2 separate regions of the Homo sapiens genome follow, and region 1 is linked to region 2. A link is an interaction called in ENCODE POLR2A ChIA-PET data of the cell type or tissue named here. Cell type or tissue: GM12878. All regions are shown on one strand. Links, peaks and the distances in the headings refer to the core of each region. The heading gives the core; the rest is flanking DNA.

Region 1 (16,137 bases), core at 7,756-11,755, 180 kb before region 2:
GTCTAGGGCCTGATGGGTCTATGGGACCAAGGACAGATGGGAAGGGAAGAGGAGTCCTTTGGGGTGAGTGGAGCTTGAGGACCCCAGAGTCAATGCATCTTGGGGTGCCATCCAGGGCTTAACATAAAGTGGGTCTGTGGTAATGGGGTGGGTGTTGCTGAGTGAATGAATGAGCCAGATATAAGTCACTTAGGCAAAAGAGGACTGAGGTTTAGGAGGGAGTTAAGAGGCTGCTTCCTGTGCAGTTTAGTGAGAACCTGCTGTGTCTCGGATTCCATGGAGAATACAGCCCAGTGGAGGGGACGCCCACCGAGCAAACTCACAGGTAATAGAAGATGACAGCTGGCACTGAGAGCTCCAAGAGGGAAGCACGGGAGTTTGTAGTCGTGAACCTTGGGGCTGGCAGGGAGATTGGGAGAAAAGGCCAGGCAACCAGTCAGGGGCTGCCATCCACAGGGCAGCCCGCCTTTGGCCCAGAGAACGTGCTTGTTCAAGGTTACTTTGATGGGGGAAGAACAACAAGCCAGCCCTTGGCACAAAGGGCAGTGAGAGTAGAGAGCAGGGCCATCTCCTCGAGTACCAGGGTGGGAGTAGTCAGGGAGGGCTTCCCTGAGGAGGTGAATGCTGGAGCTGAGGACGGAAGGATGAGTAGAAGTGTACATGGGGAAGTGTGAGGGAACAGCATATGCAGAGGCATCACGCTGTGCTTGTCAGAGACCAGAGGCAGATAGAGCCCTGACTTGTCTTACTCCTTACAAATAAATATGATTTTCCTCCTGGTCTACAGCGGTGAAGACTGAATCAGCAGGAGTGGAGTGGTTAGTGGTGCCTGGGCTGGTGGGCATTCTCTGAGCCCTGAGACATAAAGGATTTCAGCCCCCGCCCTTTCCTCCCATTCCTGCCCAAGTACCATCTGTTTCTAGGGGAGCAGGTGGAGGGACCCCAGATGTCCCCTGTCCCCTGCTTTAGCAGTTGACAACCTGTGAATATTTAGAAAGTGTGATTTTCAGTTCCTCAGTGCACCGCTGGAGAAAGCAAACTTTAACTTTTTCCTCTTTTTTTCTTCTTTGTTTTTTCAAGGCCAATTTAAACAGAATCTTTTTTTTTTTTTTCCCTAGAACAAGCCACTGGCTATTACGGAAATAGTAAACAGGAGTCAGGGCTGGGGCATAAGTGGCCTGTTTTAATTAGAACATTAAAGTATTTTAACGCTTACACTTTATATTTCTGCGAACTTGATTATATAGCATTTTAAATACCTGTGAACGTTTTAAGGACTCACAGCGATGAATTATTTGCAGGTTCACAGGAAACTTCTATTTTAAAAGCAAAATGGTATGAGAGTGGCTGTGAAAGCTTTGCGGCAGCGACGGCGCTGTATAATGAGGGGCCACGTGGCGGGCGGGCTGGTAGACAGCCCGCTGTACCTGCTCTCACTCGGGCTCCGGGGTGCCCACCTTCTGGAGAGGCTGCTGCGGGGTGCAGGGGATTGGAGGGACCTCACCCCCTCTTCTCCCATTCTTCCTCTTCTCACCACAGTGAAGCCACATGGACCTTCTCATCATTCTTTTATTCTCTTGGTATTCATTGAGCATCTACTATGTGCCAGGCATTGTTCCACACACTGTGACAGAGCAGGCAACACTCCCTGCCTCCGTGGAGCTGACCTTCTAGTCTGGGGAGACAGGTGGCAAAGAAAAAAAAATAAATGAACATCATGATGATAAAAATGGTGAAGGAAAGGAAAGTAGGATAGAGGATGGGGATGGAGGTGCTGTGGTGTGCTGGAGTTGGCTCATACCAGCTCCTGAGAGCTGACTGTGTGTGTCTCTTCCCAGCCTTTCATTCAGTGACATTCCATGGGCAGCTTAACATCAGCCAAGGTGGAAGAATTTACCCCATGGAAATTGGCAGATGCCACAAATCAGGGCTTACTCCTTAGAGAGCCCATTGTTAACCATTTACCAGCATGCATCTGAGCAGGTCATGCGGAGATCTGGGGGAGGGTTGGGAAGGGTGTTCCAGGCATTCCCTGATGTGGGAATGTGTTCAGAAGGGTTGAGGAACATCCTGGAAGCCAGTGGGGATGGGATGAGTGAATGAAGGGGAGAATGGAAGGAGATAAGGCCAAAGGAATTCTGTAAATACTTTTGGTCTCTGAAATCCTCTAATCAGTTTACTTGTGCCTCCAGAACTTTGTGCATGCTGTACCTCTGCCCAGAATGCTCTTCCCCTGGCTGATTCCTTTGGTTCCTGTCTCCCCTAGAGAAGTGTTCCGGGACCATTTTTGCCACAGCACATCTTTCGCCTTTATTCTTATATCAGCACTACTTGGTTCCCTTCCCAGCATTTGTTTCCAGTTGTAATTGGGTATTGGGTTGTTTCTTTGAGTTTGGAATCTGTCTCCCTCATTGGACTGTAAGTTCAGAAAGATCTCGTCCCCTGCCATCTCCCCACCTTCCAGCAAGGGCTTACACAGGGCAGATGCTTGAAGCATTATTGTCACATCAGTGAATGCTGGTGGAGAGACTTTTCTGCACTTATTATTGGTTTGGGAAATGCCCTGAATGGTGTGAGATCAGGGATCAGGAGCAGATGTAGCTGATGGAGAAGCTAGAGGCTCCTACCTTGTGCCAGGCCTGATCCAGGAGCATAATTCCTAGGTCCCTTCTAGTTAACTTTGAAGCAACACAGTGGCAGATTGAGGCCACTCTGATGATGGTCATAGTAATTACCCCCACCAGCTACCAACCTGTCAGTGAGAAAGAGCATTCTCTCTGCTCCTGCTAAAGACATTGGCCACTTCAGTGGTTAAATATTTCTATTATATCATGGTAGTATCACAGAGCAATGGATGTGAGTTCAGAACTTAAGATGAAGATTGTGTCACTGATGGAGAAAGTACTTAGTTCACAGGCAACTGGAACTGTGTAGCCTGGGGTGCATCAAAGAAGGAAACATTTTCATCAAAAGAATCAGGTTTGGCTGACCTGATTATTTCTTTTTCTAATGATGAGAGCTTAGAACATAATGATTGAGGTGATCAGCATTTAGGCCTTTCATAGTTAATGAGGAACTGTCCAATTTATCTTAGAAACAATTGCTATCCAGGGCCTTTAGTGAAGTGTGCAGTGCCTGGGAGAGAAAGACACTTAACATCACAGAGCTGGGTGCAGACAGGGAGAGGAAGAAGGCTCCTCTTTTAGGACATCAAATTGACTCTGTCTCCGAGGGTTTAAATCCTGGCTCTGCCCTTCCCAGCCATATGCCCTTTGGCCACTTGTTTAGCATCTTGGAACCTCAGTTTCCTCTTCTTTAAAATGGGGCTGATGGAGCAGTTATCTCAGGGAATGGTTTTTGGTTTATGAGGATTAAAAGTGATGAGGCACAGCTGGGTGCAGTGGTGCATTCCTGTAGTCCCAGCTACTTGGGAGGCTGAGGCAAGAGGATCACTCGAGCCTAGGAGTTTGAGGCTACCCTGTGCAACATAGCGAGACCCCATCACTAAAAAAAGTGATGATATGTGTAAAAATCTGAGAATGGTGCCAAACATGGCACTCAAGAAATGTTACCCATTGCTATTCGAGCTGTCAAGTGACATACTTTTTATAGCCTATGAAATAGGAATGGACATAGTAAGTTATTCTACCGTAACAAGGGACTTACTAAAGAAAATGCTGTGGGCCGGGCACAGTGGCTCACACCTGCAAGCCCAGCACTCTGGGAGGCCGAGGCAGGCGGATTGAGGTCAGGAGTTCATGACCAGCCTGGCCAACATGGTGAAACCCTGTCTCTACCAAAAATAAACACACACACACAAAAATTAGCTGGGCGTGGTGGCGGGCACCTGTAATCCCAGCTACTCGGAAGGCTGAGGCAGGAGAATTGCTTGAACCTGGGAGGCGGAGGTTGCAGTGAGCCAAGATCGTGCCAGTGCACTCCAGTCTGGGCACAGAGTGGGACTCCATCTCAAAAAAAAAAAAAAAAAAAAAAAAAAAAGAAAGAAAAGAAAGAAAATGCTATGAAGAAGAAGTCACCAGAGTTTTCTAGCCTGCCAGCTGGTGGCTTCATCTTGATGCAATGCATGTTTTACTAGCAGGTAATACTATTCCTTGAGAAAACACACGCAAGTGCTTTGCACTTAACCTGGCTCACTGGAGCAGCTACTAATTTGATCATTAATCAGAGAATGCTTTTCATTTCTGTGTGTGGCTGTAGAGTCGACTTAGCCATAAGTTGTTTGTTCAGTCATTTTGTTTTGTATCATCCAAGAGGACAGAGGCTTTGTCTGCCTTTGTGTGCTGTCTCCTCAGTGCCTAGAACAGCCCCTGCACATAGTAGATGTGTGATGGATATCTGTTGAATGAATGAAATTATATGCCTGTATGGGTTTAAAAATGAAGGACTATATCCTAGGGAACTGAAAACTGAAGTTTACCCCAAAACCTGCACACAAATGTTCTCAGAAGCTTTATTCATGAGTAGCCAAAAAGTGGGAACACCCCAGATGTCCTTCACCAGGCCAGTGGTTCAACTGTGGCACCCCCACACCGAGGAGCACTACTCAGTAATGAAAAGGAACGAACTATTGATAAGCTAATGATGTGGATACAGCTTGAAGGAATCGTGCTGAGGGAAAAAAGACTATTTCAAAAGGGATTACTTACTGAAGGATTCCACTTACTTAGCATTCCCGAAAAGACAAGGTTGGGGAACAGGGAATGGAGTGGGAATGGGGTCAGGGAGGAAAATATGTGTGCTTATCAAAGGGCAGCACGAAGGCCTGGGGGTGATGAAATGCTCTGTACCTTGACTGTGTCAATGTCAGTATCCTGGTCCTGCTGTCAGTGTTGTAAAATGTGACCCTTGGGGGAAATTGGGTGAAGGGGGCAAGAGATCTCCCTGTGTTCTTTTCCAAACTTCTGACCTCAAGAAATCCTCCCTTCTCAGCCTCCCGAAGCACTAGGATTGCAGGCATGGGAGCTACCACGCCCAGCCTCTCTGTATTCTTTCTGCATGTGAATCAGCAATTATCTCAAAATAAAAAGTTCAATTAAAAAAAAAAGTAAAGGACTGAAACCACTGCATTAATTATTCAAAATGCAGCGGGCTGAATCCCTACGATGTGACGCATTAACTGGAGTCTTCATAGCAGCGGACTGAATCCCTACGATGTGACGCTTTAACTCTAGTCTTCATAGGAGCCCTGTGGAGTAGATGGAGATGATGTCACCATTTTTCAGAGAAGGAAAAGGCTCAGAGAGCTTAAGGGACTTGTCTGAAGACAGACAGCTGGCAAATGGTAGAGACAGGACGCAGACCTGGGAGTGTCAGGCCCTGAGCCCTTAGTTCTTTCCTCTAGACGTGCAACTCTGAGCGCCTCAGGTTTGGACAATGAGCTGAGCTATGAAGCTCACCTGTCGTGCATGGACATGAGATGTCCGACCGGGCAGCTGGGTGCCATGGTACCCCCGTCTGACGAGGCTGACAGCTCTGCAGTGGGGAGAGGCGGTGGAGAGTCATCTTGGGTTTCCCACCTGCCTGCTCCTGAGTGAGCTGCTGACCCCTCAGGAGTTACGACCCCCTCCCCACTCCACTAGGTTTGCCTTATCCAGGGGCGGTGGTGTGCAGTGTTGGGTGGTATTATGACATTTTACAGGTGAGGAGACTGAGGCACGGGGCGAAGGGACCTGCAGGATATTCCAAGTGGAGATGCAGTTCTCCCTAGCTCCAGCATCCTGTGGTAATGATCACGGTCAGTTTGCTTTGTCCTGTGCAGTTCCTGTTCTCAGAGCATCTTCTGCCCTGTGACAGTGATCAAGGGCACAGGCCCTGGAGGCCAAGTCCAGCAGCGCTGGGATTGAGTCTTGGCTCTGTAGATCACCAAACTGTGGCCTTAAGCAACTGATTTCTCTTCAAGCCTCAGTTTCCCCATCTGAGAAATGGGGGGAGTAATGGGGATTAAATAGAAAATATGTTTGATAACACACTGTAGGGGACAAAAAATGCTAGCAGCATCTGAAGCCTGTAATTTGGAACCCTGGTCTGTCTGCTCTGAGGCCCAGGGCTCTGAGCTGAGAGGAGCAAAGCCTCCACCTGAATTATCCACCCTGATGTTACCCCTCCAGGCCCTACAGTGCTCTCCTGGACCCAAGTTCTGCTAGGCTGTTGGTTTTCTGAGCAGGGCAGTATGTGTTGCAACAGCGGCCATCCAGAGGGCCTGGAAAGCCCTCTGCAGGAGGCAGCATCGAAGCTGAGAGCTGAAAGATGGCTGGGCATTCCTAGGTTAATGGGAGGAAGTAGAGGGAAAGGCATTCCAGAGAGAGGGAACAGCAAGTACAAAGGCTCAGAGGTCAGAGAGTGCAGGTGCTTTTGGGGAACTGTAACCAGAGCATTCATGCTTGAGCATTAAGCAGGCAAAAAGCAGAACCTAGTCACTGTGGCCCTAGGTCTCCTCTTCAGTTAAAACATCACAAAGCAGGCTGGTGGCCTTTCAGGGGGCTCATGGGCAGATAAGGAGTTTGGACTACATTTTGAGGGTGATGGGAGCCATGGAGGTTTTGGGGCAGAGGAGTGATGCAGGTGGGCTTAATGTGAGGAAGGTGCCTCTGGCCATCATGTGCAGTGGAGGGGAGCAGAGGTGAGCTCCAAGTGGAGGCAGGGAGGCCAGGGAGGAGGCAGCTGCAGCATCTTGATGAGTGATCTGATCCCCGGTCCTGGAGCAGAGTTGTGGGAATGGGCTTGGATAGGAGTGACCAGCTAGGGACATTTGTCAGTGCTGAATTGACAGAGCTCTCCGTGGGGCCAGATGAGGGAGCATCTCAGGTGAGCGAGGTTTCTGTCTTGGGTTCTGGGCTGGCCCGAAAGGGGCAATCCCTTTACCTCTTTTTTGTTTTGAAATGGAGTCTCTCGCTCTGGAGTGCAGTGGCATGATCTCGGTTCACTGCAACCTCCGCCTCCTGGGTTCAAGCGATTCTCCTGCCTCAGCCTCCTGAGTAGCTGGGATTACAGGCAGGCGCCACCACACCTGGCTAATTTTTTGTATTTTTAGTAGAGATGGGGTTTCACCATGTTGGCCAGGCTGATCTCAACCTCCTGGCCTCAAGTGATCCACCTGCCTCAGCCTCCCAAAATGTTGAGATTACAGGTGTGAGCCACTGCGCCCGGCCTGCGATCCCTTTACTACACTATTCTTTGGTCTCTGTAAAACAGAGGTGATTTCCACCTCCCCATCTCTCGGCATCCTTTTTCTGGGTGAGGGTCAAATGATATCCTCCCTGAGCCCACACCTTGCAGTGAACTGCAAAAAATCCCAAACCTCACCAAGAGGCCCCTCATGTTAGAGATACAAGCTCCATCATTTTGTCCGGTGGTTTTTCAAATGTGCCACCAACCCATCAGCTGAACAGAGATGCTACTTCTCACTCTCTCTGTTTTTTTTTTAATTGTAAAAACCAGTTTGAGGTCTCCTTCTCATCTCAGGAGAGGCACTGAGAAACAATGCCATCACCAAACAGCAGGTTCTAAGCAAGCACAAGCCAGCATTGATGGAGCACCTACTGTGTGCCGAGGCTCCCTGTGTGCTTCTCCTTGATCTTCTGGGTTAAGGCCACGGGGGAGTGAAATCTGACAGAGTGAGTCTGTGCCCGGCTGCGCCGTGTCCTCACTACATGGGACCTTGAGCCAGGAATTCAGTCACTCTCAGCCTCAGTTTGCACATCCGTGTGCACATCCATGTAAGGGGTCACTCACTGGACTCACCCAAAAGGTGGCTGAAGGAGTCAGTGTTCCCACTCCAGCCAGGGCCAGGTGAGCGGGCACCATGGACTGGATAAAAGACAGTCTTGGACTTGGCCCCAGGAGGTTGGCCTCATTGTTCCTGTTTGCGGAGGGAAGTCAGATCCGCAGCCCCAAAGCTGCCAGGGTGTATTTCCCGACTCAGCCGTGCCCTTTTCACAAAGGCCCGGAGGAGACACAGCTGGGGTTGCTGCTGGCGGAGGTCAAGTGCAACCGGGCAGCGTTCACTCCTCCCTGTACAGACCCCTAAGAACAGAGATCAGGCCATCGAGGGGTGCAGGATTGGGCCACCTCATCCCAGTTGCCCAACTGATGGGGCCCACTTCAGTTTTTCACCCCACCCAGCCTGGAACCTTCCCAAAGCCCAGATAATTGTCACCTGGGGTTCTGTGCACTTTTTATAGAAGAACGCTGTGTTCCTTTCTGAGGACACTTGTAACAAATTACCACCAACTAAAGGGGACTTAAAATAGTAGAAGTTTGTCCTCTCGTGGTTCTGGAGGCCAGAAGTCCAAGATCAAGGTGTCTGCAGGGCTGTGCTCCCTCTCCAGACTCCAGGGGAGGGTCCTTCCTCACCTCCCCCAGCTTCTGGTGGCTGCCGGCCCTGCCTGGTATTCCCTGGCTTGTGGCCGCATCACTAGGATCTTGCCTCCATCACCACATGACTGTCTTATCTTTGCACCTGTCTCTTCTTATAAGGACAAGGGTCGCTAGATTTAGGGCCCACCCTAATCCGATATGCTCTCATCTTAACATAACTGATTAAATCCACCCGCCTTGGCCTCCCAAAGTGCTGGGACTGCAGGCATGAGCCACTGCACCCAGCCAAGCTCTAACAGATTTAAGTTTCTTTCTGACCTTATCTTATTTCCAAATAAGGTCACATTCTGAGGTTCAAGATGATGTGAATTTTAGGGTACCACAATTCAACCCAATACCAGCATCTTTAGAAAACGTTGAGAGCAAGGGTGTCCTTTTCACCCTGACCTTTGTTAGGAGTTTTGTGGTGAAGAAGAGAGAGGGTGTGCGAATGTCTCCCCCATCCGCAGGCAGGAAGAAGGGCTCCAGCTGTTAGTCCCAGATGTGTCTCTGAATGAAACACTGAGACTTGAAGTCTTGGCTGCAAACAGGGGGCTGTGTGGTCAGGCAGGAGGAGCAGAGTCTTCTGAGCAGGCTGAGCTGAGGTCTAGGCTATTGGCCTTTCCTCACAGCTTGCCTTTCCCAGACCCTCAATTTTCATCTCTGTAAATTGGGCATAATAATAGTACCTTCCCAATGCGGCTGTTGGGAAGACATCACTGTGGGTTTTAATGCTAGACACTGACTAGTCCAAGGTCTCATTTGGACAAAGAATCTGGGACTGGGAGAGGAGCCGTAAGCAAAAGTGACAGGCCTGGAATCAGGGCTGGATCTGCTGCCTCCAAGAACAGTGTTCCTTTCTCACATCCAGCCCTGGTCCTGCCAGCGATTGGCTAGGAGGGTCTAAGACCTTTAATAATAAAGCTGGCAAATAGGAATGGCAGAGGCTAATCTTTGCAGTGACCCTCTGAGGAAGGGACAGCTGTAGTAATCCATATTTATTTTCCTGATAAGGAAACCAAAGCTCTGGCAGATTTTTTTTTTTTTTTTTTTTTTTTTTTAAGAAAAGTTCTCACTATGTTGCCCAGGCTGGAGTGCAGTGGCCCGATCATGGCTTACTACAGCCTCTGCCTCCCAGGCTCAAATGATCCTCCCCACCTCATCCTCCCGAGTAGCTGGAACCACAGGTACATGCCAACAAGCTCAGCTAATTTTTGTATTTTTTGTAGAGACAAGTTTTTGCCATATTGCCCAGGCTGGTCTCGAATTCCTGGGCTCAAGAGATCCACCTGCCTTGGCCTCCCAAAGTGCTGGGACTGCAAGCATGAGCCACTGCACCAGGCCAGGCCCAACAGATTTAAGTTTCCTGCCCAAGGCCATGCAGTTGGAACGTAGTGGAGCTGAGATGCAAATGCAGGTACATCCACCTCTATGTCTCACTTCCTCTGGCTCCCCTGTACCTCAGTTTCCCTATCTGGAAAATGACACCTGTTTCAGGTTCCCAGCTTAGATGACCCCGACTCCAGTAGAACTGTGCTGTTACATAAACTCTGGCTCGCCCAGGAGGGTGTCCTAGCTTTTGCATCTCCTGCCCCTCACACCACGGCGACTTGAGATTTTTACACAGACGAGAACTGTGTGTGGGGCGGTGAGCAAGTAAGTGCGTGTTTGCAACAAATATTTTATAATAGACAAGCCTCGTCTGCCACTTCTAAAAGTAGTGAAAAAAAAAAACCCACTTTGAGAAAGTAAAAATAACCCAACGCCTGAGTCACTGAAGTCACTGAACTCAGCTGGAACCGGCAGCTCCAAGCTGAACTGACTGCTTCAGCTCACCCAGGGCAGCAGGGCTGGGGCCAGAAATTTGACGGGGGGGCGATGAACACCTGAGCTTTTAGGGGGAAGTCCCAGTGGTTAGTTTGTGGGTGAAGCGCCTGTCGCTCTTCCTTTTATTTTAAGCTGCAGGATGAAATGGCTCCCTGAAACCCTCTATCTTCTTTTTCTTTTAAAAGTGACTTGACAATTGATAATTTTGCCCTGGCGATGGACACCTTAGAGCTTTTATTTCTTGGAGGCCAAACATTGATGTTGTGTGAAATGGGAGCTTGGCGGAGCCTTTGTGCGGATCTCAAGCTTCCTGAAAAATTTATTTACTGTGACTGTGATCCGCAGGAGCCAATTGATGTTTATCTATAGTCGTTCGCGCCAGCAAGGAGGGGAAAAATGCATAACTGCACTTTCTTCAGAAGCCTTGCGAGGCTGTTTAAATAAGTATCTAATAGTGAACTTTCAATAGCAGACAGGCAATTTGACGGACAGGGGACAGTGTATTATTAACCATAAGCAGGCTTAATCTTTCCCCCACATTTTAGAGGAAGCTTTATAACCTTCTGGCAGAGGAATTCCTGAAAACGAGGTATTTGAAGCTAAGCAAAAATTATCCTGGCCATTCCCGTGGCAGAATCGATCACTCCAAGAGCCGCATGAAGGAGGGGAACAGGCTGCGGCTGGGCCCGGTGTGAGCAGCCCTGGCCACCTCATTGTGGCGGAAGGGCCCGAGAAGTGGACGGGGACCGGGAGCGGGCAGAGGGAGGCAAGGGTCATGCTGGAAGCCTGGTTTTCCTGCCAGGTAAGTAACTTCTGCTGTTAACTGAGCTTGGGGACTGGGGTCAGAGACCTGTGTCTTCCCCCTGTGCCCCGGTTGCAACAGCACCTAGCTTTTGGCAGCATCCACCTTTTTTCTTTGAGACAGGGTCTTGCTCGGTTGCCCAGGCTAAGAGCAGTGGTGCAGTCCCAGCTCACTGCAGACTCAACCCCTTAGGCTCAAGGCATCCTCCCACCTCAACCTCCCCAGTATCTGGGACTACAGGCGTGTGCCACCATGTCTGGCTAATTTTTCTGGGCTGGGGGGAGATGGAGGTCTCACTGTTTGCCCAGGCTGGTCTCCTACTTCTGGGTTCAAGTGATCTTTCCATCTCAGCCTCCCAAACTGCTGAGATGACAGGCATGAGCCACTGCAGCTGGTGCATCCACCTTTTAAGCAATAGAAGTGATTTATGTGATACTGTTCAATGCATGTCTGTCTTGCTCATTGTGCCGGAAGTTTTGTGCAGCCTGGAGGCTGTCTTATTTAACCAGGGAGGCTCTCTTGATCTCTGGACGAAGGTAGACTGGCTTAGTTACAGAATTGTCCCCTGGCCCCCTACCTGGCTGTCATCACCTTGGGAGTAATGCAGCCTTCAGTGTCTGTCTCCTCCTATTTAGAGGGTCAGCCGCAAGCACCCAGGGACTTCACCTCAGTCTGCCCAGCACCAGATACCCCATAGCATCTCTTATGCTGTTTATTGAATGACTAGCCATGTGTTTTCCTGGGGTGGGAACAGCTGTGGTTAAGAGCATGAGGGTGGCCAGGCGCAGTGGCTCATGCCTGTAATCCTAGAACTTTGGGAGACAGAGGCAGGTAGATAATTTGAGCTCAGGGGTTCAAGGCCAGCCTGGGCAACATGGTAAAACCCCATCTCTACAAAAAATACAAAAATTAGCCAGGTGAGGTGGCGCACGTCTGTAGTCCCAGCTATTCTGGAGGCTGAGGTGGGAGGATTGCCTGAGCCCAGGAGGTTGAGGCTGCAGTGAGCTGTGATTGTACCACTGCACTCCAGTGTGGGCAAGAGAGTGAGACCCTATCTCAAAGAAAAAAAAATGGATGAAGGTTAGATACTCTTGGTATCAAATTCCTGTCTGTTACCCACTGTGTGTTCTTAGGCAAGTGGTCTGCCTTCTCTGAGTCTTTATTTCCTGGTCTAATGAGGTAAGGAGGGAAATGACTTCACCATTTTAAGTCTCAGTTTCCTCATTTGTAAAGTAAGCATAGCAGTGCTCCCCTCCTTGAGGGCTGCAGTGAGAGGTAGATGAGAGGGTGCAGGTGAAGGACTCAGTGTGTGAGTTATAGCTGTTCTTATTAAAATTGTATTGATCAATATTACCGTTACTACCATCACTACTTTTTCTCTCCATGAAATAAGCGAAACTCACAGCCTCCATTTTGTCTGCTTCAGACATTGTCAACCCTTTCAATGTCTCAAAGCCAGAATGAAGGAGCATGCTGGGTGCCATGTAGGGTCCGGAAATGCTGGGCCTGGAGTGAGTCCCTGCACATGGTGGTTGCTCTCATGCATCTGCTCCGTGCAGGAGCAGTGAGCTGGCCCTGGAGCTGAGTCCCCTTGTGCAAGTCCGAGCCTCCTCGAGCAAGGGCTCAGAGGCTGACAGGGTCAGCAGTGATGCTGGGACAAGAGAGAGTGCCAGGGGCTCAACAAGTGGCTCGTGGATGAGTGATGGTTCCAGGATTAAGTGTGCCACCGAGCCCCCCATCAGCAGGGAGAACCAAGAGCTGCCTGGTGCTCAGAGCAGTTATCACCAGAGTCTGGTCCGCATTCTTGCCAACAGCCTAGAGAGTACAAAATGGAGCCCTCCGGTGGGGGTGAGGGGAAATCAGACCTTGGAGGTCTCAAGTTCCCTACCTGCCTGGGCTGAGGTTCTTTGTCTGCCCCGGGCTGTTCTATCCCCTACCCCTCACATCCTTTCTTGCTCTCCCAGAAGCCAGTTGGGTTTACCCAAATTATCATCCCCATGGCCACCACAGAGCAGAGTGGGAGGCGGGGCCCTTTGCTGGGTGCTCCCCGTATGGAATCTTAGGAGCTTTTATCACTTACACCCATTTTCCAGAAGAGGAAACTGAGGCTCACAGAGGCAAAGTCACTTGCCCGAGGCCCCATAGCCATCCCGTGGTCCTGTCCCTCTTCTCTGATGCTTCACATCCCCGCTTCCCAGCTCAGTGGCACCTCCAGCCTCCTCTTTCCCTCCAGAAAGCAAGGCCAGCTCAGCCACGGGGTGGGTTTGTGAGTTGAGCTGGAATTGTTCAGGAGATCTGGCTTGAAGAAGTTAGTAGGCTGTAATCCCAACACTTTGGGAGGCCGAGGCAGGTGGATCACTTGAGGTCAGGAGTTAGAGACCAACCTGGCCAGCATGATGAAACTCCATCTCTACTAAAAATACAAAAATTAGCCAGGCATGGTGGTGGGCACCTGTAATCCCGGCTACTTGGGAGGCTGAGGCAGAGAATTGCTTGAACCCAGGAGGTGGAGGTTGCAGTGAGCCAAGATCACACCACTGCACTCCAGCCTGGGCAACAAAGCAGGGCTCCATCAAGAAAAAAAAAAGAAAAAGAAGAAGTTGGGAGGCAGCTAAGATCTTGGCTTCAGAAGGTGAGTCCCTGTTGTCAAGATAAAAAGGATTAAATCCTAAAAGCAGAGCCTTGCCAACACATCGGACAGAGCCCAGCACCCCCGAAAGTTCTGCACTGGGCATCCTTCCTGTTCCCTTCTCATGCCTCTGATGGGAGCTCTGGTCCAGATACACCCAGGAAGGTGACATGAGACCCTCAAATGTGTGTGTGTCACCTGAGACCACCAGGTGTGGCCTTGGAGTGAAAACCCATGTTGTTCTGGGCTCAGGTACTCAGATGCCTGTCTTGGGGTGACAAACCCCATCTCCCACTGCTTCCTGTTCAATTTTGGGAAGTGTTTTGGGAAATGACACACTGCTCACCTGCTTGTCCCCAAGCCCTCCATCTCCAGAGAGCAGGATGGGAAGTTGGGGAGGAAGCAGAGGAGCCAGGGTCTTTCTTTTTGGCTTTATTTATTAGCAACAAATACGAGAGCTTAGAGCAAGGCACCAGCAGCAGAGGGAGCCTAAAATGATATTAATCACAGCAGCAATAACTAATACATATTCATGTGCCTACCCGGGGCCAGATCTGGGGAGCTCCTAGATAACTAAAATGGGCTTCTGCTCTCAGGGGGGTCACTGGCGTGAGCAGACCACCCGTGACTGCACAAGACAGCGTTTTCTCACAGCAGCAGGTCCTGCTCGGCAAGCGAGGCGCTCAGAGTCAGGAGCCAGGGAGGATCCGCAAAGAGACTGCAGCGAGCAGGCAGGGGATCGGGGTGGCTGTTTTGTACCTGGGGCACAGCATTGGGCACCAGGAATGGCGTGGGCATTGGCACAGAGAACCCAGGCTCCAGGGCGTGTGAGTCGTTTTGCTGGGTTAGAGGTGAGCTTGGAGTGGTTGGTGGGTGTCAGATCAGACAAGGCCCCAAGGCCACCACATGGAGTTTGGACTTTTCCCCGAGGCTCAGAGTAAGGATTTGGGGAGTTTAGTTCTAAGAGCTACAGGAAGCCATTGAAGGGCGTAAGCTTGGGACAGTAGTGACAGGATCCACTTACCTTTTGCAAAGAAGTCTCAGGCCACCATGGAGAGGAGGGTCGTAGGGGTAAGAACAGAGTCGGGAGCTGGGCGCTGTGGCTTTACGCCTGTAATACCACCACTTGGGAGGCCGAGGCAAGTGGATCACTTGAGGTCAGGAGTTCAAGACTAGGCTGGACAACATGGCAAAACCCTGTCTCTACTAAAACTATAAAAATTAACCGGGTGTGGTGGTGCCTGCCTGTAATCCCAGCTACTTGGGAGGCTGAGGCAGGAGAATCACTTGAACCTGGGAGGTAGAGGTTACAGTGAGCCAAAATCATGCCACTGCACTCCAGCCTGAGCGACAGAGCGAGACTTCGTCTCAAAAAAAAAAAAAAAAAGAACTGAGTGGGAGAGACAGGGAGGAGCTGCTGCAGTCATCGGCCTTGGCACCGGGGATTCCCGGGTACAGGCCAACGAGGGACCTTTCAAAGTAGATACGCATCTCTGGAGGGAGGCCACTGAGGCTGCTGTGAGCTGCCTTGCCAGCATTTCTCCTTTCCATCCCACATCTTGACGCTCGGGGACTGCGGAGCCCCAGTTGACAATATGGTGACATGTTAACGGGGGAATGGCCGGAGGGGACCTATACCCCCAGCCCCAGAGCAGCTCAGACAAGAGCAGGAAGCCAACGTCACCTCCCTCTCTCTAGCAAGGACTCATGTTGGTCTCCTGATTCCCTTTCTCTTCGTGAGTTCAGAGGAGGAGGACAGTGAGCCACGCTGGAGGGACTTGGCCTCGGCTGGCACAAGCTGGGTATTCATTTATTCATGCACTTAGCAGCCGCCCATGGGGCTCATGCCTGGTGCAGGGGAAAGGGGGAGCACCGCAGACTGCCTCCTCCCCTCAGGGAGCCCCCAGACAGGAACGGCCAGAAGTGCAGCATGTAGAACCAGCCTGAGAAGAGCTGTCCCTGAGTAGGAGCCGGGAGGCCTCTGGAGTAAGGATAGGTGCTCAATATAGCCTGGAAGGCCAAGGAAGTCTCCCAGAGGAGGCCACCTACATCATCTGCTCAGTGAAGGCAGGAACTGGGTTGCCCATTCAATACAGGATCCCAAATGCTCAGCAGTGTGGAAGGAAGTGACTTGGAAGCTCAGACCTGAAGGGCGACCAGGTCCTGCCCCAGCAGAGGCAGGAACGTGTGTTCAAGGTGGAGGAAACGGCCTGGCCAAAGGCTCGGAGGTGGGCTTTGTGCAAATCACTGTTCAGAGTGCCTGGGACCTCCGGGTGAGCAGGGTGTGGCAAGAGCTGAGGCTGGAGGCCAGAGGCAGTGCTGCATTTTGGGGTCTAGGCCTCTGAGCTCATAAAAATAGCTCGGTGCTTTCTTAAACCGTTATGTGGTTTCTCTTCTTCCTTCATTTCTTGCCAAGCCCGGAAAGCCAGGTTGGGTCACTGCTGGGAGGTATGAGGTGAGACTCGGGTTTGCAGGCAGGGCAAGTTGTGGGGAGGTGGGGGTG
Region 2 (16,137 bases), core at 7,350-11,349:
GGAGAATTGCTTGAACCTGGGAGGCAGAGGTTGCAGTGAGCCGAGATCACACCACTGCACTCCAGCCTAGGCAATACAGCGAGACTGTCCAAAAAAAATTTTTTTTTAATTATTGCCGGGCGCGGTGGCTCACACCTGTAATCCCAGCACTTTGGGAGGCCGAGGCGGGCAGATCATGAGGTCAGGAGCTCGAGACCATCCTGGCTAACACGGTGAAACCCCGTCTCTACTGAAAATACAAAAAATTAGCCAGGCATGGTGGCGGGCGCCTGTAATCCCAGCTACTCGGGAGGCTGAGGCAGGAGGATGGCGTGAACCCAGAAGGTGGAGCTTGCAGTGAGCCAAGATCGTGCCACTGCACTCCAGCCTGGGCTACAGAGCGAGACTCTGTCTCAGGAAAAAAAAAAAAGTATTGGGGTATTTTACATTCCTTTTTCTTTCTTAGACTTAGAAATGCTATATTTTACACTTACAACCCATCTCAGTTTGAAATCGTTGCATTTCAAGTGCTCAGTAGCACATGGACCGGTGGCTGCCTTATTGAACAGCTCCGCTCCAGTGGGGAAAACTTAAGACCAAAACTGTCATCCTCCTTATAATGTTAGATTTAGTCTTCCCCACTGGAAGAGATAAATCATGGACCATTATACACTGATAAGTGCCATGAAGGGAAAGTAGGGGGTGCTCTAGGCAGGGACAGGGAAACATTAAAGGAATCTTCCAGCACTTGTCCCCACCCTTGCTCAGTCTCTCATTGGAGGCCAGTGCCTTTCCTCAGACCCCAGCCACCACATGCACTCAGCTCAGGCAACCGTAAAATGGAACATTGAGTCATTCTTCTGGCTGGTCTTTGATAATTCTCCTTCTAAGACCCATGAGATGAATTGCTTTTGTTTCTCATTGTTTTCTTGGGTGCCAAGTCACCAGCACCGCAGCCTCTCGCCCAGGGCAGCTGTAGTTGGCTTGTAAGGCAGCGGCATCCTCATGGGCTCTGAACACCCGGCCCCACTGGCTGGGGTAATTTTTCTATCCAGGACAAAAGGAAGGCAGCATTTGAATTCAGAGTGGCAATTTGAATCCCCAGACCTGGTGTGAATCTTGGCCCTGCCATTTGCTAACCGGGTGACCTTGGGCAAGTGGCTTGACGTCCTTGAGCCTCCGTTTTCTAATCTGTATGATGGGGCAGGTGGCAGCAGCCATTCGGTGATTGATGTGTCCGTGGAGACAGACTCTCATGAATAGTAAAAGCTTCTGGCACACAGTAAACGGTCGATGCCATTTGTTTTTATTAGCCCATCAGGGATGCCCCCCGCCCCCGCCCCAAGATTCTGAATGAATTGCCCCCTCCTCAGGGCTCACAGGAGCCACCAGTGTTTGCACCTCCTCCTGTGCATTTGTTTTGTTTGTAAAGATAGGGTCTCATTCTATTGCCCAGGCTGGTGTGCAGTGGTTACGCTTCCTACTGGCCATAGCTGTGTCTCCCACTCAATTGCATGTCCCCAGAAACTCACTCTTGTCCATCTAAGCAAGGACAAAAATCTACCCACAGGGCCAGGCGCAGTGGCTCATGCCTGTAATCCCAGCACTGTGGGAGGCCGAGGTGGGCAGATCACTTGAGGTGAGGAGTTCGAGACCAGCCTGGCCAACATGGCGAAACCTCATGTCTACTAAAAATACAAAAAAATTAGCCAGGTATGGTGGCGGGTGCCTGTAATCTCAGCTACTTGGTAGGCTGAGGCTGAGGAGAATTGCTGGAACCCAGAAGGCAGAGGTTACAGTGAGCCAAGATTGTGCCACTGCACTGCAGCCTGGGCAACAGAGAAAGACTCTGTCTCTAAATAAATAAATAAATAAAATTTAAATTTAAAAAAGACCTACCTACAGCTTGGTGATTTTCCCTTTGTCTAGCTTCTAGAACTTTTTTTCTGCCCTCCCCCAAGTGACTTCCCCTTCTCAGGGAGATAATTCCTGATGTTCTGTTACCAAACTGGGTCAGCCTCCCCCCAATTTACACACTCCCAAGGCCACCCTGTGCTTTTCTGCCAAGCGTTTAGCACTTGTAATTAATGAGTCATCTGGGGAAGCTGCCTTAATGCCAGTGTCCCCACCGGACTGTAAGTCCCATAAGGGTGGGACATGAGTCTGCCTTATTCATGGCTGGGTTCTCAGCCCACAGTGCTTGGTGCATAGCAGGTGCTCAGGAAACATTTGTTGAGGGAATGAGAGACTGTCATCCATGCTGGAAGGTGAGAGACCAGGGACTTTCTCAGACTAACAATGAGAGAAATTACAGAGATTTTGTAATGGATCTTTTTTTTTTTTTTTTTAAGATAGGGTCTCACTCTATTGCCCAGGCTGAAGTGCAGTGGTGCAATCATAGCTCATGGCAGCCTCGAAATCCTGGCCTCAAACAATCCTCTTACCTCAGCCTCCTGAGTAGCTGGGACAACAGGCACGAGCCACCCTGCCTGGCTAATTTTTTTATCTTTTGTAGAAACAGGGTCTCACTATGTTGCTCAGGCTGGTTTCGAACTCCTGAGCTCAAACAATCCTCCCGCCTCAGCCTCCCAAAGCACTGGGATTAAAGGCATGAGTCAGCACTCCCAGCCTAAAACTAACCTTTTTTAATCACTTTAATCACCAATACATTTCCACCTCTTTTAAAGAGGGTAATTCTGTTACCCTCCAACATTTGTTAAAGTTGTTTGATATCTTACGAGAGCTTTAACAATTTCTCTTTCATTTTTAGTGGCAAGAAATATTCTCTAGACGTGTCCCACTTTCCTCCTAAAACATGTATCATATTTGAACTTCCAGTCTACCCTTTACTAATAAGAAGAATAACAGGTGTCACCAACACACCGTGTGCCGGGCCCTGTGCTTAGCACTTAGGTGCGGCTCCATTTAATCCCAACAGGAGGTAGGTCCTGTTATTTACCCCGCATTTTACAGATGAAGAAACTGAGAATCAGAGAGGGGCAGTGCAAGGTCACACAGCCTGCACACAGTGGAGCTGGGCTTTCAACCCAGATTTTCTAACTCCAGAGCCCACACTTTTAACCTTCATTTCTCCTTCTTGCCCCTCCCCTATCCCATGTTTGCACAAGTAGAAAATGACTAAGGCCAGGTGCGGTGGTGGCCTGTAATCCCGGCACTTTGGGAGGCCGAGGCAGGGGAATCGCAGGAGGTCGAGACAAGCCTGGGCAACCTGTAGCAAGACCCCATCGCTTAAACAAACAAGAAAAAAAATACATGGCCAGCCATGGTGGCTCATGCCTGTAATCCCAGAACTTTGGGAGGCCAAGGTGGGCAGATAACCTGAGGTCAAGAGTTTGAGACCATCCTGGCCAACGTGGTCAAACCGTCTCTACCAAAAGTACAAAAAAATTAGCTGGGCATGGTGGCAGGCACCTGTAGTGGTAGCAGGCACCTGTAATCCCAGCTACTCAGGAGGCTGAGGCAGAAGAATTACTTGAACCCAGGAGGCGGAGGTTACAGTGAGCTGAGATCATTCTATGGCACTCCAGCCTGGGCGACAGAGCAAGACTCTCTCTCAAAAACAAAACAAAACAAAACAAAACAAAACAAAAAACCTGCAGATGTTTTCTTGTGGAAAAAAAAAATGATGAAATTTGCTTGCAGACACAGATGCCATGGTTACACGTGACTCTTTCTCTTGTTGTCTCCAAAGGTGGTGGCCCTTAGTAAGAGAAGTCAGGAGGCGGAGGCTGCTTTTCTGAGTGTTTACAAGCAATTAATTGAAGCACCAGGTAAGAAATGCTTGGGCTCCGTAATTGAATAGTTAACGACAATAAATAGCCATTAGGACTGTGACACAGGGACTTTGAGGTGGGATGTGGGGACATGCCTGGGCTCCTGGGTGAGGCCAGGCACTCTGTATAGGGCAGGGGGAGCTGTGGCCAGTCTGGTGTGACATGTCCCCCCAGGGCTCCCCCCATCTTCCTTCATCATGTTGTCACATCAGCCAGGAGCCTGCTTTAGGGGGACTCCTGATGAGATATCCCACCTGGACCTACTTGGGGAGCTGAAATCTTACCCACTAGAGCCCCCATCCCATTAGCACAGAAGACTGAGGGCACCCAGTGCTCTCTGCCTGCAGGTGGCAATAGAGGCAAGACCTCCAGTACCTCCCCCAGAATGGCACAGCCAACCCCAAAAATCTGCTGTTGAGTAAAAGCCAGCCCCAGAAGAGCACATCCTGTAGGATTCCACCTACAGAAAATCTAAAAACAGACAATTAATGTTACTCAGTGGTCAAAAGGGGGAAGCAATCCATATGGCCATCAATGGATGGATGCATAAACAAAATGTGGCCTAGACTTACAAGGGAGTATTACTCCCTTTCCATGAAAAGGCATGGAGGGCCGGGTACAGGGGATCACGCCTGTAATCTCAGCACTTTAGGAGGCCGAGGTGGGCCGATCACCTGAGGTCAGGAGTTCGAGACCAGTCTGGCCAACCCAGCGGTTTTAGTAGAAATCCCATCTCTACTAAAAATACAAAAATTAGCCAGGTGTGGTGGTGGGCACCTGTAATCGCAGCTGCTCGGGAGGCTGAGACAGGAGAATCGCTTGAACCCAGAAGGTGGAGATTGCAGTGAGCTGAGATCATGCCTGCACTCCAGCCTGGATGACAGAGCAAGACTGTCCTCTGTCTCAAATAAAAAAGGAATGGAGCTGTGATATGTGCTTCAGTGAAGATGAACCTCGAAAACACAGTGCTGAGTGAAGGAAGCCAGAAACCAAGGCCACATAGTGTAGGATTTCATTTACATGAAACATCCAGAACAGGCAAGCCGTAGATAAGAGTCGATTGTTGGTTGCCCGGGGCTGGGGAGGGAGATTGGAGAGTGACTGCTTAATCGGTATGAGTTTCTTTTTGGGGGATAAAAATATTCTGGAACTAAGTGAACAAGTGGTTGTAGAACATCAAGAATGTACTAAATGTCATTGAATTGTTCACGTTAAAATGATAAATTTTCTGTTGTATGAATTTCACCTTAATTGAAAAAAAAAGTCAACCTGTACTATTGGAAATCAAGATAGTGGTTTCAAACACTTGAAGGGGGCCAAGAGTTCCTGGGAGGGGCCTCTGGGTGCTGGGACTGTGGTTTCTCGGTCCTGGTTTGGGTTACAGTTTGAGAACATTTGGTTGTACACAAAGGATCTATACATATGCCAGACATCCATAAAAGCTTCCCCTATTTTATTTTATTTTATTTTTATTTTATTTTATTTTATTTTATTTTATTTTATTTTATTTTATTTTTGAGACAGGGTCTTGCTCTGTTGCCCAGGCTGGAGTGCAGTAGCGCGATCTCAGCTCACTGCAACCTCCGCCTCCCGGGTTCAAGCAATTCTCCTGCCTCAGCCTCCCGAGTAGCTGGGATTACAGGCATGCACCACCATTCCCGGCTAATTTTTTGTATTTTTAGTAGAGACAGGGTTGCCCTATGTTGGCCAGCCTGGTCTCAAACTCCTGGCCTCAAGTGATCCGCCCACCTCAGCCTCCCAAAGTGCTAGGATTACAGATGTGAGCCACCGCACCCGGCCAAAACTTTCCCTTGTTTTAAATGGCCCATCCCCTGCTACCTTCTCATTTACTGACCCAGAAACAGGAGCCCAAAGAGTTGAAATGATCTGCTTACCAATGGCAGAGCCCGGAGGAGGCCTTGCTGTGCTAACTCTCCCCACCCAGACCTCTCCCAGTCCTTTCCCCCATCCTTCCACACAGTGGCAGGAATCAGCACTACGGGAGGTGTTTGAGGCTGGGGGCCTGTGAAGAGGAAAATGACATCCCACCCTCAGCTGTCCGACTGCAAAACCCAAACCACAGAGAACACAGAGTCATTTAGATTAGATGTCAAGGTCATTTCTGGGATCTTTGTATTTGGGGTGGGAAAGTCCACTGTTCCTCTGTCTGGGGCAACTGTAGTGGGTTGGATAGTGTGGCCTCCAAAATTTATGTCTACGTAGAACTTCAAAATATGACCTTATTTGAAAATAAGTCTTTGCAGATGTAATTAGCTAAGGATCTCAAGATGAGATCATCCTGGCTTTAGGGTGAGCCCTAAATCCAATGACTGGTGTTGTAAGAAGTATGGGGCCAGGCACAGTGGCTCAAAGCCTGTAATCCCAGCACTTTGGGAGACAGAGGCAGGAGGATCACTTGAGGTCAGAAGTTCAAGACAACCCTGGTCAACATGGGGAAACCCCATGTCTACTAAAAATACAAAAATTAGCCAGGTGTGGTAGCCTGTATTCCCAGCTACTCAAGAGGCTGAGGCAGGAGAATCGCTTGAACCCAGGAGGCGGAGGTTGCAATGAGCCGAGATCACAACACTGCACTCCAGCCTGGGTGACAGAGCAAGACCCTGTCTCAACAAAAAAAAAAAAAAAAGAGACGAGGGTACAGAGATAGCCACTGAGGAAAGCTGTGTAAAAACAGAGGCACGGTGGAAATGATGTAGCTACAAGGCAAGGAGCACCAAAGATTGCCAGCAACCATGAGAAACTGGGAGAGACAAGAAGGATCCTTCCCTAGAGTCTTCAGAAGGAGTACAGCCCTGCCAGTGTCTTGATGTTGGACTTATGGTCCCCAGAACTACAAGACAATAAGTGTCTGTTGTTTTCAGCCCCCAGTTGGTGGTGCTTTTCTACTGCAGCGCTGGGACACTAATCCAGCAATGCTGACAAAGCTTGCCCTCCGACAGCGTGTGGCCTGGATGAAGAGGGAGGTCTTCTGGCCTGTTGCTACTCAAAGTGTGGTCTGTGGACCAGAAACATCAGCCTCACCTGCAAGCTGGTTAGAAATGCAGAGGCTCAGCCGCAGGTGGCGGCTCATGCCTGTAATGCCAGCACTTTGGGAGGCCCAGGTGGGAGGATCACTTGAAGCCAGGAGTTTGAGACCAGCCTAGGCAACATGGAGAAACCCTGTCTCTACAAAAAAAATACAAAAATTATCTGGGCATGGTCGTGGGCGCCTGTGGTCCTAGCTACTTGGGAAGCTGTGGTGGGAGAATTGCTTGAACCCAGGAGGTGGAGGTTGCAGTGAGCTAAGATTGTGCCACTGCATTCCAGCCTGGGTGACAGAGCAAGACCCTGTCAAAAAAAAAAAAAAAAAAAAAAGAAAGAAAGGGAGGGAGGGAGGAAGGAAGGACTACAGAGTCTCAGGCCCCATCCCCGGCCCACAGAATCAGCTTCTGCATTTTATCAAGCTCCCCTGTGATCTTGGAGCATGGGAAAGTTTGAGCGCACAGGCCTGATATAGAAGTTGCCTTTGTTCTGTGCTCTGCGTTTCACACGCCCCATGGGAGCAGGTCCAAGCAACTCGCTTCTCTGTGGCACAGAGAGGTTGAGCCCGATGCCCAAGGTCTCACAGGCAGGGAGAGATGTGACTCGGGTCTCATCATGTATAACAAATATTTCCAGACTCTGCTCCGTGTGACAAGCTGGCTGCACGTGGAAGGCTGAGTTAGTTTCCTACGGCTGTTGTAATAAATTACCATGGATGCCTTAAAACAACAGAGATTCATTCCGTCCCTGTTCTGAAGGCCACAGGCCCAAGATCAAGGTGTCAACAGGGCTATACTTTCTCTGAAGGCTCAGGGGAGGATCCTTCCTGGCTTCTTCCAGCTTCTGGTGGCTCCAGGTGTCCCTTGGCTTATGGCTATATCACTCCAATGTCTCCTCTGTATCTTTGTCTCAATCTCCCTCTCCTTTCTCTCTCTCTCTCCTTTTAAAAAATATATATGAGGTCTTGCTTAACAAAGCCCAGGCTGGAGTGCAGTAGTGTGATCATAGCTCACTGCAACCTCAGACTTCTGGGCTCAAACAATCTTCCTGCCTCAGCCTCCCAAGCCCAGCTAATTTTTTAAATTTATTTTTTGTAGTCCCAAAGTCTCACTATGTTACCCAGACTGGTCTCAAACTCCTGGCCTCAAGTGATCCTCCCACCTCTGCCTCCTGAATAGCTGGGATTACAGGTGTAAGCCACTGTACCCAACCTCCTTTCTCTTATAATGACACTTGTCATTAGATTTTGGGGCCACCTGGATAATCCAGGTTGATTTCATCTCAAGATCCTTAATTATATCGGCAAAGACACTTTGGTTTTTGTTTGTTTTTTGTTTTTTGTTTTTTGTTTTTTTTAAGAGACAGGGTCTTGCTCTGTTTCCCAGGTTGAAGTACAGTGGTGCAATCTTGGCTCACTGCAGCCTTGACCTCCTGAGCTCAAGTGATCCTCCCACCTCAGCCTCCCGAATGGCTGGGTCTGCAGGTGCAGCCACCATGCCCAGCTCAAAGACACTTTGAATAAAGTCACATTCACAGGTTCCAGGCGTTAGGACACAGAGGTATCCTTTTGGGGCGGACGTTCAGCCAGTACACATGTGCCTGCTGCCTGGTCCCATGCTCCACCCCATCCCGCGCTCACAGGAACAGTCCAGCCACGTGAGTTTTCCCAGTGATGAGAGTGGAAGGAATGGCAAGAGCTGATGGCACAGCTGCAGGCTGTGGTCCCTGCGAGGACATGGCGCTATGGCACGAGGCCGAGACAGCCCATGTGTCTGCAGCTGGGGTCATTATCACCCTCACTGCCGGCCATAACGTACTCATGGCCAAGAGGCCCAGTGGCACCATTCCTTGCCGCCTTTTTGCTTATAATGTCTCCGCTCTCATCAGTGATATCTAGAAAAAGACACCCTCTTATTTCCCACCCTTTTCGATCCTTTGGGTCCCACTGTGTCAGCGACAAATGACACTGGAGGATGACCCTGTACAGACCCCAGAGATGCCTCCCAGGGGTCCCCAGGCAGCGCTCTCCCACGGCACCCCGTAGTACCTCAGTTGTAACACGAGGGGGCAGCGCTGAGATATGCGTGTGCTTTCAGGCTCAAAGACCCAGATTCAAATCCTGTTTGTGTCACTTACTGCGTGACTGCAGAGGAATTAATTCACCTTCCTGAGCTGCAGTCTCCTCTTCCATAAATTGAGAATAATATTAGAACCTGCCTCGTGCTGTTATTTGGAGGCATCAAGGTTCACAGTATACAGCAGGTGCTTACTAAGTGTTAACTATTCTCCTTATCATATATGTGTCCAGCTTTCCTAGGAGATGTGAAATGCACCAGGCCTCGGACTAAATCATACTAAATTCGTATACCCAGAACCTGGTACACAGTAGGCACCTAATAATTGTTGAATATTAGAAATAAGACTCAGCAGCAAAAACGGGAGGAAAGGTTATTGGAGCAAAAAGATACTTCATCAGTGAGACCCCCCTTCCATGCACATCTTGTGTTGTTTACTCAGATAGCATTTATTGAGTGCCTACTGTGTGCCCGGCACTTGCTGGACACTGGGAACACAGCTGTGACCCTACAAACACAGACATGGGCCCAGCCCTCAGAAGCTTACCTTTGAGTGGCAGAAGTGACCAGATCATCGGTCACATAGCCTGTCATCACAGTCACAGGGGGACACCAGCATGTCTAGTGCTTGGGGGTACAGACAGGCAGGAAGACAAAGGGAAACAGAAGGGTCTTACGGCCCCCCACTTGGAAACGAGCCCTCATTTTGGGGGGTGTTCTTATGGGACCCTCATCTTTCTGGAGAGAAGACTGTTAAAACAGTCACAGGCCAGGGGCCACTCAAGGTCCCAAGATTGCTGTGGAACCTTCTGGAAGGTCCATATACCCTCTCTCCTCTTTCCCCAAAGCCCGGGAGCAGGAAGGTCATTCCAAGCCCAGTGCTGACTCCAGGAGTCTGATTTCCCAACTCTCCTCCCCAGAAATGCAGGGGCGGGAGAGCTGTCCCCAGCTGTCACCGACTTAGAGAACAAGGAGCCTTAACTGATGGAGACGTACCATACGAACAGCCCCTTTAGGGCCTCTAATTCATTTTCGAGACATTTAAGCATAACAAAATGTTTTAATGATTTCTTAGGGGAATTAGGAAGACATATTTTTGTTCTCATTAAATTTTATCCTCAGACACAAGAACCAAATGTCAAATGTGTGTTGGGCGCTTCCAGCTTCCCCGCTCACTGCCGGCCCCCCAGCTCCAACCCCCTCCATAAAAATAACACTCCTGGAAAATTCGCTGGGACGCGCACACTCCTGTTTTTATATTTCTTGACAGGCAAATTATTTGTCGAAATACTCCTCCCCGCCACCCGAAGCCACACAAGTCCTGATTCAACATTTTTGTTTTGAGTGACTGCTGCCAACACAGATCTTTGGCAGAGAATACGACAGAGCCTGATGGCTCAGCAAGTATTTTGATAAGTGTGCAGCCTGGATGTCTGTAATTACGAAAGAAAACCGTAAATCTTTTGGATATTGTTCACACAGATGTGGCGTGAAGTGAGAAAAAAAAAGCAGTAAAACGTGTTAAAAGCATAATTAATGTCATTGTTGTGGGTGATGATGTGATTTAAACCTCTCTGACTTCTGTATTGGTGATGGCTGATTCCTTTATCGCACTCGTAGAGTCACTAGGTACGGACCCAAGCTTCAGAAGGCTAACTTGTTAACTGAGTGATTAGTTAAAAGGAAAAAAAAAAAAAAAACAAGGAACGAGGAAATGAGAGGGCAGGCAGATGAACATTGCTGAGGAGATAAGAGACAGGTGAGTGCCCCAAAATGTTGTTTTCTACTGTGCTTTGGTTTTTACAAATCTGATGCAGATTTGCAATTCCTGGCAGACATTTCTCACCTTGCTCCTTCTCTTGGGGGGGAGGCTGATCAGGAAGGTGCTCAGTGCCCAGGCTATAGAGGTTGACACACCTGGGTGGAACTCTCAGTTTGGTGTTTTGTGCTGTGTGACCTTGGCCAGGGGCTTTAACCTCTCTGAGCTCTGGTTTCTGTGTCTTTAGAAGAGGGATAGTAATAGAACCTACTCAGGGGTGGACGTGAGGATTCGCTACGCTGTACATGAAAGCATTCCGCAGGGCTGAGTAATCAGCAGCCCATTGACATCAGGGTATAACAGTTATAGGAGTGACAAGCGTCTGCTATTGATTCTACGAGGTTCGGTCTGTTGTCAGGGACATTGGATAAGCAGTGGTGCAGGCAACAGGGTTCCTGAGCCTATAGAATAGGAAAATGCTCTACAACGTTTAAAATTTTTAAATTTGTCTCCTCGATTATAAAAGTAGCATATGCATGCTGTCAACTTCAGAAAATAGAGAGAAACAGAAAGAGGGAAAACGACCAGCTAGAAAAGCATTTTGTTGTTTTTCTTTTCCGTGATTTTTCCCTGTGTACTTTTTCAAAACAGTTGCTGATTCTACATGTACCGTTTTGAATTGTTTCCTTTATCTGACATGAAGCACTCATATTTCCCTGTGTGATTACAGATCCCAAGTAACTTTGATTCATTGTACAAGCCTAACAATCCCTTGTATAGCTGTATTGTAATTTACCTAACCCCTCTCCAACTCTGGACAGTTAAGGTGCTTGGGAACACATCCCCTATTGGTACTGTGCTGTACCAAGAAGAAAATTTGGGAAGGAAAAGTACATTGTAGCCTTGTATTGACCACAAACCCCAGGATCAGTGACCAGAATAAGAATGTTTTTCTCCTTGCTGATTTTATATTGCAGTCCTTTACTTACTAGTTCACTAAATATCTTTTCATATGTTATAAAGCATTCATATTTATACTTTTAGAAATCTCTGGTTTATGTCTCCTTAGCCCAGAGAGTGGATTTTTTCTACCAGAGAGTAGATTATTTTCTTATTGATTTGTAGACACTCTTTGTATATGGGGGATATTAACCTTTGTCCAGGTATACATGTTTCATATATTCTCCCCTGGTTTGCCTTTTGTTTCTCAACTTAGTGTGTAATGTCTCTTGTCTATTGTATGTAGCAGGTATTCAAAAAAATATTTGCAGAAAGCAAGAAATCTTAGCAAATCTTTGCTTTGTAGCTTCTGAATATCCGGTCCTGTTTTTAAAAATCTTTCTCGCCTCAAGGGTATAAGGAGTTTTTTTAGTACTTTTGTGATCTTAATTTTTAAACATTTACATTTGAACCAGCTGAAATATAATAGATATTGATAGAAGTAGCAGGGGAGGTGAAGCATTTAGCTTTGTTTTTGTCCCAAATAACTCGTTTCAGTGCCATCTAGTGGATAAGCCACCTGCACAGCTACAGGAAATAGAGATTTTCTACGATTAGAAAGTGTTGTCTGTGCTAACCTTCCCTCCTTCCCTCCTCCTCTCCCTCCTCCATGCCCACGCTTCTGCTCAGTTAGTCCCATAATGGTCAGTGGAACACTGAAGGTTAGCATAAAACAGTATTTCACCCGTTAAAAAAGGAAAAACTTAACAATGTCAATTTTCCTGAAGATGACAGTTAACTTTATTATTATTATTATTATTTTCTGAGATGTAGTCTCACTCTGTCACACAGGCTGGAGTGCAGTGGTGCAATCTCAGCTCACTGCAACCTCCGCCTCTAGGGTTCAAGCAATTCTCATGCCTCAGCCTCCCGAGTAGCTGGGATTACAGGCACATGCCACTACACCCAGCTAATTTTGTATTTTTAGTAGAGACAAGGTTTCACCATGTTGGTCAGGCTGGTATCGAACTCCCGACTTCAGGTGATCCACCTGCCTCGGCCTCCCAAAGTGTTGGGATTACAGATGTGAGCCACCACACCCAGGTGACAGCTAACTTTAGAAGGCAGTGTCGCACCATTTCCTGCCACACCTCTGCCCATGCCGTTTCCTCAGCCAGGAGCACCCTTTCCCCATGACCCCCTGGCTAAACTTTGCTCCTCCCAGCAGCTCAGGGTTGGAGAGCGGACTGAATGAAAGCATCCAGCCGGGTGCTGCTGCCTGGGAGGTGTTCAGTAAAGGCCAGTCCCTTTCAGAAGGGAGGACAGGCATTCGAGCCGTGGCGTCTCATTAGCTTATGCTCTGAGTGCTTGCTATGTGCCTAGCCCTGTGGGAACTCAAGCTCAAGTCCAGGCCTGCCCTTGGAGACTCTCGGGTTCAGCAAGGACAACATGACCCAAAGACAGACAACCAGAATACACAACAGAAAGCAGGCTTCAAGGAAGGATGGCTGGCAGAGGCCTCAGAGAGGGAGGCCTTTGGACCTGGTTTTAAAGGTTGAAGTGCCACCATGTGGAGGTCATTTCTGGGGTACTTTCTGTGTGTCAGGCAGTGTGTTCGGCCCTTACAGATACAAATTCACTGATTCCACACACACCCATACCCTGGGAGGTAGGTTCCATCATCCTTCCTCACTGGGAAGCTGAAGAAGTACAGGCTCAGATAATTCAAGCCACTTGCCCAAGGTCACACAGCAGAGAAGTGACGGAGCCTGAATCTAGACCCGCCCCGACCCAGCTCCTACCCACTACCCCAGTTGCAAGAGGAATTTAAAAATCCAAGGAGCTTGGACAAAACCACTGGAGATTTGAGCTCTAAAAAGAGTGAAAAACAGTTAAAGGGTCTTTGCTGCCAGTAGATTGAAAAGTTCCAGGCTGGAAGGATGAAGCCTTTGCTGAAATGCAGATGTGTGCTCGAGGAAGAACAAGTGGAACTTTCATTCTGGGGAGACAGTCACACAGCTCCCAACCTGGCAAGTGGAGGAAGAAAGGAGCAAGACTCCAGGTTGAAGAACCTCCCTGCAGAGCCAGGCCAATCCTGTGCTGCCATTTTGCTTCCCACATCACACTTGACTTCTCCGAGCCTCAGTTTCCCCAATGTAAAATGTGGATAATGACCTCCCCTCATTATAAGGGCCATTGGATGGGTTCAGTGAGCAACAGAGAACACTAAACATGGTGCCCAGCAGTCATTGCCCCATGCAATTCATTCAGTAAATATTGAGTGCCTACTGTTTGCCAGGCACTCTGTCAGCAACAGGGGCACAATGTTGAGCAAAACAGACACCACCCCTGCCCTCCTGGAACTTTCTGTACAGCTCAGTATATAAGAACTTGATTTTTTGTTGTTGTTTTTGGGGGTTTTTTTGTTGGGTGTTTTTTGTTTTTTATATTTTTAGTAGAGACGGGATTTCACCATAGGCCAGGCTGGCCTTGAACTGCTGACCTCAGATGATCTACCCACCTCGGCCTCCCAAAGTGCTGAGATTACAGGCATGAGCTACCGCGCCTGGTGAAGAACTTTATTTTTATTGTAAGGCATGTGGGTTTGAGTCCTGGCTGTGCTATTCCCTGGCTGGGTGGCCTTGAGTAACTGGCTCAGCCAACCTCTCTGAGCAGCTGTTTCCTCCTTTGGAAAGCAGACTTACCTCCCAGTGCCACTGGGAGGGCTGAGTAAGGTGAGGACTGTAAAGTCCTTAGCTGGGTGTCTGGCACATAGTAAATGCTCAGTAAACAGTGGCTGCTGCTGTTGGTGCTGGTGGTGGTGGTATTATTATTACCATCAGCACCCAGTGCCAAGAAAGAAGACCCTCATTCCCAGCCCTCTGTCCCTGTCCAAGCCAGGAGGAACCCCCCGCCAGCCCCACTGCCAACTGCCCCAAGAAAGGAGTGGGTAGACACATGGCTCACAGCTGCATATAAAGGCTTGGCACCCCATCTGCTATTGAAAAGTTTAGATTAAAGGATCAAAGTTAGTCTCGCTGCCACCATCAATAGCCTGAGCCTCCCACCCCCGCAGGCGCCCGGAGCCTGGGCCCAGATGGGAGAAGGCTTCTGTCTCGAAGATATTTTGGAGGGGTGCACGCATACTTCTGCATAAATGTGTTTCTAAACAGCCTCTCGGACAGCCTTTCCGGCTCTGTGTTTCCTAAAAAAGCTCCAAATGCCACTTTCCTTCAGATGGACATAGTGGGAGGATAGAGACAGCTCTAGATTCCCCAACCCCCTCCATGATTCAAAAAAAAAAAACAAAAAAACAAAAAAAAACCACCAATAGCATCAGCTAGTGGTGAAAGATGGAATAGGCGAAGTTGTACCCACCTCCCTGACAGTGCCTTTAGAAAGCCTGGTGTGGTCTTCAGATATTATCAGTCCTTTGACTGTGTTCTCTATGGGTTTGGATCCCATGTAACCAAATGAATTAGCCATTTTACTAAGTAGTTTGTGCCCCAGAGCAGGTTGATGTGTGTCGGACAAAGGCGGGTACACTTCCCCACGGTGTCCCCCATCCCTGCACGCCCATCAGGACCTGCCATCTCTGATGGCTCATAGTGGATCCAAGTCTGCCACTCATCAGCTCATCAGAAGGGTCTGTTGTATTTAAACACTTTAGATTTGGGGTCTGTACATCCAGGTTGGATCTGAGGCTGTTTGATCATCGTGGCCACTGCCCTGGTCTGTCTATTGACCATCTGTGTATTGTGGGAGTGAGTAGGGAAATGAAGTCCCGCTCACACCCCTGCGTGGGGCTGGCAGCTCTGGGCAGCCGCATGTGTCGGCTGGAAGGCTTCCGGGAGAAGTGCTGAGCCCAACAGAAACCTGCATCGCTGGCTCCAGGCAAGGAGCTGCACGGATGCCCTGTCACTTCTCCTGACACTAGGATACCAGGCTTGCCAGATGCTGGAGTGGGGGCATGATTTTAGAGGTCGGGGGCTTGGCAGCACCTAGTATTTCCCCAAGTGCGGAGTCCACATGATACTGGAGACAGCCTGGGTGTACCCGGACCCAAGACTGAAACTTTGAACACATTGCAGGATGTGCGGGTGCCACCTTTCTGCTCCCCTCTGAGTAAAGCCTCAGCCAGGTACTGGAGCATCTTCAACACCTCCACGCCACCAGCTCTCCCCTTTGAACCTCAGGAGAGGCGGCCCAGGCTCAAGGTCTTGGGCAGGCCACAGGGTCTAACGAAAATTCAGATTCAGTAACATCCATTTTCTGTTTTGTTTTGTTTTTCTCCTTGCCTTTATTTTTATGGTTGAAGCACCTTCTACTTATGATACAAGATCCCGATTTTCTATTTATGAAAGTGAGATAAAACATTACTTTAAAATATATATATTTTTAAAAAGTGAGTCAGCCCGGGCACACTAGCTCATGCCTGTAATCAAAGCACTTTGGAAGGCTGAGGCGGGAGGATTGCTTGAGTCCAGGAGTTTGAGACCAGCCTGGGCAACACAGCAAGACTCTGTCTCTACAAAAAATTTTAAAAATA

The links. ChIA-PET counts read pairs that join two places held together with the same protein. Peaks named below come from ENCODE experiments on the same cell type or tissue, not always from the same donor. Only the 100,000 strongest peaks of a DNase experiment are listed, where the experiment ranks them.
Region 1: POLR2A ChIA-PET joins it to region 2 with 6 read pairs; 2 of 35 experiments call an interaction of 5 or more read pairs at or near these places.

What each region holds. Positions count from the first base shown.
Region 1 is chr12:111,083,396-111,099,532 of GRCh38, forward strand. All of the region lies in intron 1 of CUX2 (cut like homeobox 2), which reads left to right. Among named protein-coding and RNA genes, the nearest start is that of CUX2, 57 kb to the left of the region's middle. RefSeq lists enhancers at 15,481-15,580, 15,691-15,770. In GM12878, for the core only: no CTCF peak of the experiment used is centred there; a DNase peak (open chromatin) is centred at 10,175.
Region 2 is chr12:111,260,070-111,276,206 of GRCh38, forward strand. CUX2 (cut like homeobox 2) reads left to right here. Exons shown (of 22, transcript NM_015267.4): 4 at 3,692-3,770. Among named protein-coding and RNA genes, the nearest start is that of MIR6760, 36 kb to the right of the region's middle. In GM12878, for the core only: a CTCF peak has its summit at 8,886 (motif pointing right); no DNase peak of the experiment used is centred there.